Regions from separate parts of the Mus musculus genome. Here region 1 is linked to region 2. Evidence: chromatin loops called from intact Hi-C (ENCODE). Cell type or tissue: heart. All regions are shown on one strand. Links, peaks and the distances in the headings refer to the core of each region. The heading gives the core; the rest is flanking DNA.

The links. A loop is a pair of places that touch in the nucleus more often than their neighbours do. Peaks named below come from ENCODE experiments on the same cell type or tissue, not always from the same donor. Only the 100,000 strongest peaks of a DNase experiment are listed, where the experiment ranks them.
Region 1: a loop joins it to region 2, with 2.7 times the contacts of the local background. A loop is called at or near these places in 2 of 42 quality-filtered maps.

Annotation. Positions count from the first base shown.
Region 1 is chr11:100,626,017-100,628,922 of GRCm38, reverse strand. It overlaps Nkiras2 (NFKB inhibitor interacting Ras-like protein 2), which reads right to left. Exons shown (of 4, transcript NM_028024.2): 4 at 1,321-2,906. The coding sequence ends at 2,690. It overlaps Zfp385c (zinc finger protein 385C), which reads left to right. Exons shown (of 9, transcript NM_001373887.1): 9 at 1-1,380. The coding sequence ends at 91. Among named protein-coding and RNA genes, the nearest start is that of Nkiras2, 4.5 kb to the right of the region's middle. In heart, for the core only: a CTCF peak has its summit at 1,846 (motif pointing left); DNase peaks (open chromatin) are centred at 2,122 and 2,582.
Region 2 is chr11:100,760,636-100,763,541 of GRCm38, reverse strand. It overlaps Hcrt (hypocretin), which reads left to right and starts at 611. Exons shown (of 2, transcript NM_010410.2): 1 at 611-721; 2 at 1,377-1,849. The coding sequence starts at 701. The coding sequence ends at 1,748. In heart, for the core only: a CTCF peak has its summit at 1,631 (motif pointing left); a DNase peak (open chromatin) is centred at 1,631; H3K4me3 peaks cover 955 bases; H3K27ac peaks cover 466 bases; H3K27me3 peaks cover 1,818 bases.

The DNA of each region.
Region 1 (2,906 bases), core at 320-2,819, 130 kb after region 2:
CCCAGCTCCTGTCCTGGGCCCAGCTCTGTTTCGTTCTCCAGCAGGAGCTGTCCGCCCTGCTGCAGGACCCATCCTTTTTGCTCCCTATTAGTGGACTCAGAATGGCCACATCCTATCTCTTCCAGTCAGACACTTGTCTCCACATCCCACAGAGACTGCCTTTTGCAGTTTCCGGGTTCCCACCCAACCTGGGTAGCTGCCCTTCACTCAGACTGGGGTTCTCCAGTCCCCTGGCTCTGAGGACCACCACTACCCTCCTTTCCTGGGCCAGCCCTAGGCTGCCCTGCATCTATGATTTAACAAATCCCAAAGATCTATGCAAAAACCACAGCCCCAGTCTCATGGTGCTCTCATACCCAGACCCCAACTAGAGACGTACACAGAGCTGACAGCATTTTAGCTCCCAAGGGCCAGCCTCTCCTGCCATGTTCTAGAGCGGTCTGGACAATCACTAGAGACAGGGATCTCAAACTGAAGTGGGCTGGAACCTATCAGGCATATTTACCATGGGGTAGCCAGGTATGGTGGTGCATTCCTGCAATCCTAGGGCCTGGATTACGAGTTCAAAGTCAGTTTGAGCCATATAGCTAGACACTGTCTCAAACACCAAAACAACCACAAGTAGACTACAGGGTATGTATGGCAAAGGGCCATAGAGATAAGAGGCCCCAAAGTTCTTAAAAAATGTACTGTGAAAGTGAGGCAGAGTTGAGATGACGCGCCATCTGCTCGTGGGGGTGGGGCTTGAAGGGAAAAGTGGTGTTCAGGCTGGGCCTGACTGTGTCATCCTGGCTGGTCTGGGACTGTATGCTCAGGCTGGCAAACTCAAAAAATCTACCTGCCTCTGCCTCTTAAGTAACGGAACTAAAGGCACACACCACCCTGCCTGGTCTGGCTTTGACACAATAGCCCTGGCTGTCCTGGAACTCACTTTGTAGACCAGGCTGGCCTCGAACTCAGAAATCTGCCTGCCTCTGCCTCCCGAGTGCTGGGACTAAAGGCGTGCACCACCACACCCGGCACTACAGCTCTTCTTATCTTAGCCTTTCAGTGGTTTCTCTTGAACCCCAACTCTAAAGGGGCTCTGGGTCTCCCTCAGCCTAGGGACTCTCCATTCCACACTGGGTCTGGCCATCCCAAGTGTGGCGTTTCGGGCTGGTACATGGTCCAGTAAACCCTCAAGATCAACTTTCATGTCACCAAAGCCAGTGCCATTCCCCCATTCGACATGGGATTTCACCAGGATCCACCTATATCCCCCTTTTTTTGAAAGATATTTCCAATGGGACAAGAAAAGGGGTAGGGGACGGGAAACTTTTTGATAATAGCAGTTGTGGTTTTATTGTGTCCAACACATCAATAAATGAACTTCAAGCCTGAGCCTGTAGGTGCCCAGACTCTCCTTGCCCAGGCCTGGGCACCAGCCCCCCCTCGCCTGTTCTAGGAGGAGGAGAGGGTATTGGAGGTGGCCTGGCCATAGTGTTTAACCCGTGTGAGGTGTGCACATCAGAAGCACGGAGTGGGCACCGCAGGTTGTGGGTGATAAGCTCACTTGATAGCACAAGCCTCTGATGGAAGGCTTGTCAGCTCCTGGGAAGCTGCTACTGGGCTGCCTGGTTCTCTTCAGGCATCTGAGGTAAGAAAGAAGGGCTGGGGGCGCGGCTTATCCCACCTTCACCAGAGCAGCAGGTGCATAAATACAGAGAGAGTATAAATATAAAGTCCAGCTACTAGCCAAAACCAACCAGGAGGGATGGACACTACCCTGTTGGGCAGGTTAATAGACAGCCGCTCGCTCGCAGCACTGAGCAGAGTGCACCCCTGCCCCCTGGTGGTTAAGAGAGGCCGTCCAGCCTCCAGGGCCGGTAGGTGTAGCACCTTAAAGAGGGTGGAGCAGGGGCAGAAGACACACAGGAGGCCCAAGCCACCAGCTTTAGAAAAGTCACAGCGCTACCCGTGGCTCTAGGTGACATCCAAGCTTCTGTCAACTCACATACGAGAAGACTGACGCTCAGGGGAGAAGAGTCTTGCTAAGTCTCAGGGCATGTGACAGCCCAGTCATCACTCCACTCTACCTCAGCCAATAAGACCTCTGCTCCTGGAACAGGAAGAGGAAGTGAAACAACTGGGAGATGGGTAGAGGTCAAACAGGAAATGCCACTCCCAGGAGCCTGACTTTACCAGGCCTTGAACAGGCCAGAGGAAAGGTCAGGGTGGAGGATGAGGAACCAACCCTAAGCCAGCTCGCACAAATGTATGCTTACAGTACCTAGTCTTTTGTTTTAAGGCTGGTACTGTGTGTATGTTAGTGGCAGGAAATTCAGAGTTGGGATCCCTGATAGGAGGCAGATCCTGGACTGGGCGCGTTGGCATGACGGCCCTGCTTCCTGCACCAGGCAGATGGAAGGGACACTAACCCATAAGTGTCTAGGTGACAGTGGAGAAAATATGGTCAGCTGGGGGAGGGGTGGGAACTATTATGGAAGGTCAAGGGAGGGCCAACAATCAAGTTCACTTGCACTTCTTGGAGTTAAGAGAGGACAAAGGTGGCACTGGCCTGGGCCAGCCCAGCTTCCTGTCCTAGAGGGTCACTCCCCTACCGACTGGGAAGAACAGCTTGCTTATGCACCCTGTGCTCGCCACCCATCCCGGAATGGGCTTGGAATGGTGAAGCAAGAAGGGCAGCTATTCAGCCATCCAAGGAGCCGCTGCCCTTGTTCTTGCGGCTGAGGGGGAAGGCAGACTTGCTCTGCGGCTGGGTCATCTTGCTGGCCAGGTAGATGAAAGGCTCTAGGAGGGAGCGTCGGTCAGCCACCGACACCTCCCATAGCTTCACCTTCTCGGACTTGGCCCAGTGCTGGGCCACGTCAGGGTCTACGCGACGCTGCTCCTGCAGGTCACACTTG
Region 2 (2,906 bases), core at 85-2,584:
CTTCATCAGCTTCTGAACTCCAGGCTTGGCTGCTCTCTCACCCGTGGCCCACAGTAAGTCTCCAGGACTTTCCATGGAGGAGTTTGGTGAAAGGGACAGAAGAAAAGGAGAGCTGGGGGGTGGGGTAGGGGTTGGGGAGTAGGGTGTCAAAAGCTGTTTCCATGGAGGAAAAGGCCCTGGAACCTGATGGACCACAGAGTCAGTGGGGGTGAGAGGGTATGCCACCCAGGTACCCTCCCTACCTTCAACATACCATAGACAGTAATTCTCAGACTGCCATTTCTGCCCCTAATTAGCAACTGTCCCCCCCCCCATTGTCTCCTTCCAGTGTCCCAGCCAAGGCCTCTTTTGTGAACTTAGATTCCTGGGTGCAAGGTAACCTCATTAGTACTCGGAAACTGCCCTATCTCCAAGGAACAGGCAGACAGACAAGCTGGGGACCAGGGACAGGGCGGCCATTCTTTGGGTCCAACCTGGAAACGGTTCCCCTGCAAGATGCTAATCTTAGACATGCCTTTGTCTGGTTTAAGGTGGACACACATACTCATGTCTCCCCCGCACACACACCTCAGAGCATTATAAACCCCTGGCCCCTGGAAGCGAGCCACTGAAGACGACGGCCTCAGACTTCTTGGGTATTTGGACCACTGCACTGAAGAGATCATCTCTCCAGATTACTTTCCCCTGAGCTCCAGGCACCATGAACTTTCCTTCTACAAAGGTAAAGAGCCAGAAACAGGGACATAAATCATCAGACTACTGAGGCCATGATAGTGCTTGCCGAGGACTGGGCTCATATGCTCTTTCTAGCGTGTAGCACTGAGAGAGGAGTATGGGTGGGTTCTTGGCAACCTGCCTCCTTGGTTAACACTGGGTACGCCATTGTGTGGGAGCTCACGTTTAATGAGTTCTTGTATTTCCGATGTTCTCTGTGCTTGTCAGTTATGTCTTGCACTCAACAGGGTAGTAGGGATGATTTTATGCCTGGTTTGTAGGTGAGGAAGGGCTATCCCAAGGGGGTGAGAAACTAGATCAAAGCCACAATGTACAGTTTCCCCAGCAAAGGAACAAACCTGCTGTGTGTGGAGGGAAGGGCTAGTAAGTTTGGTGCAGACAGACTTAGAAGCACCTGTCTGTGGGTGGAGAGTCAAGCCTTTAAATATGTTTGCACAGGACAAACTTCTTCTACCCCAGAGAAGCCTATGAAGGTTTCGAAGACGATAAGGCTCAGTTGTGTATTGAAGGATGAATTGACAAAGGAGCCAGCCGCAGGAAACCCAATGACAGCCTAGCAGGATCTATGGCAACAAGAGGTTCAGAGCCAACTGGCTGTGTGGAGTGAAACCCATTTGCACCTTGTCTCTGTCCCCCTTTAGGTTCCCTGGGCCGCCGTGACGCTGCTGCTGCTGCTACTGCTGCCGCCGGCGCTGCTGTCGCTTGGGGTGGACGCACAGCCTCTGCCCGACTGCTGTCGCCAGAAGACGTGTTCCTGCCGTCTCTACGAACTGTTGCACGGAGCTGGCAACCACGCTGCGGGTATCCTGACTCTGGGAAAGCGGCGGCCTGGACCTCCAGGCCTCCAGGGACGGCTGCAGCGCCTCCTTCAGGCCAACGGTAACCACGCAGCTGGCATCCTGACCATGGGCCGCCGCGCAGGCGCAGAGCTAGAGCCACATCCCTGCTCTGGTCGCGGCTGTCCGACCGTAACTACCACCGCTTTAGCACCCCGGGGAGGGTCCGGAGTCTGAACCCATCTTCTATCCTTGTCCTGATCCAAACTTCCCCCTCTGCTCGCCGCTGTCAGTCTCTTGGTAAATGGCAATAAAGACGATTCTCTGTTGGTGTGACTAATCTATGTTTCTGTGTGTCAAGTTCAGGCCTCCAGGGGGCGGGAAAGCATCTTGAGAATTGTGACGAGTCTAGGGCCTGGAAGCAGCTTGTGTTTCTCATTGCAAATACTTATTTGGTCGGGAAGAATCCAGCAAGGAACCTTGCAGTCCTGGGGTGTGTGCTACACATTTGGGAGGGTGGAAATGAGGTACCGATGTGCCCTCATGTTGTTCTACTACCTACTTTATTTATTTAGAAACAGGGTATCCTCGGTTGCCCTGGAAAGATCAGCATGACCTTATACTTAAATGACCCGATCTTACTACCCTCTATTTCCCCGGTGGTGTTGATACTGCAAGTGTGCTCCACCACGCCTCCTTTATGCAAATGCTGGAGGACTGATCCCGGAGCTTCATATATATTAATTAAGCAATCACTCTATCGACTGCTACATCCTCAGCCCCCACTGTTTTATAATAGGGACCTACACAGAGAGGTCCAATACAAGGGCACAGAGTCCACCTGGCAAGGGCTGGATGTAAGGCTGCAGAAGAAGCAAGGCATCTGAGCTTTCATGAGGAGCCTCCCAGAGCATCCATAGTGTGGTCCACTGTACCGTGGTGTGTGAGCAATGCCACACTGGGAAGGAGGTGGGTAAGTTTGTGCAGCCATTGCATAGGAGCAGCAGATGTTACACCTTGTTGTATAGAATGAGAAGTCTGGGGATGGTTTTAAGCAGAGAATGGGCAAAGATTTGTCTCCTGCTCCAGCCAAAGGTGCCTATTGCAGGTTGAAGTGTGCTTCCCCCAAATTCACACGCTGCAATATTAACCCACTCCACCCCACCCCCAGCATTTAGAAAGTGACCTTGCCAATGTTGTCAGCTAAAATGAGACAGGAGCAGAGTATGGTAGACCTGTAATCCAGTATAAGTAGTGTTCTTAAAAAACAACAACAACAACGGGGTGGGGGTGGGGGGATTAGGGTACACAGGGGATTAGGAGAAACAGGAAGAACTCACGTGAACATGGAAATAAAGACCAGGGCAATGTACCCACTAGCTAAGAAATGCCACA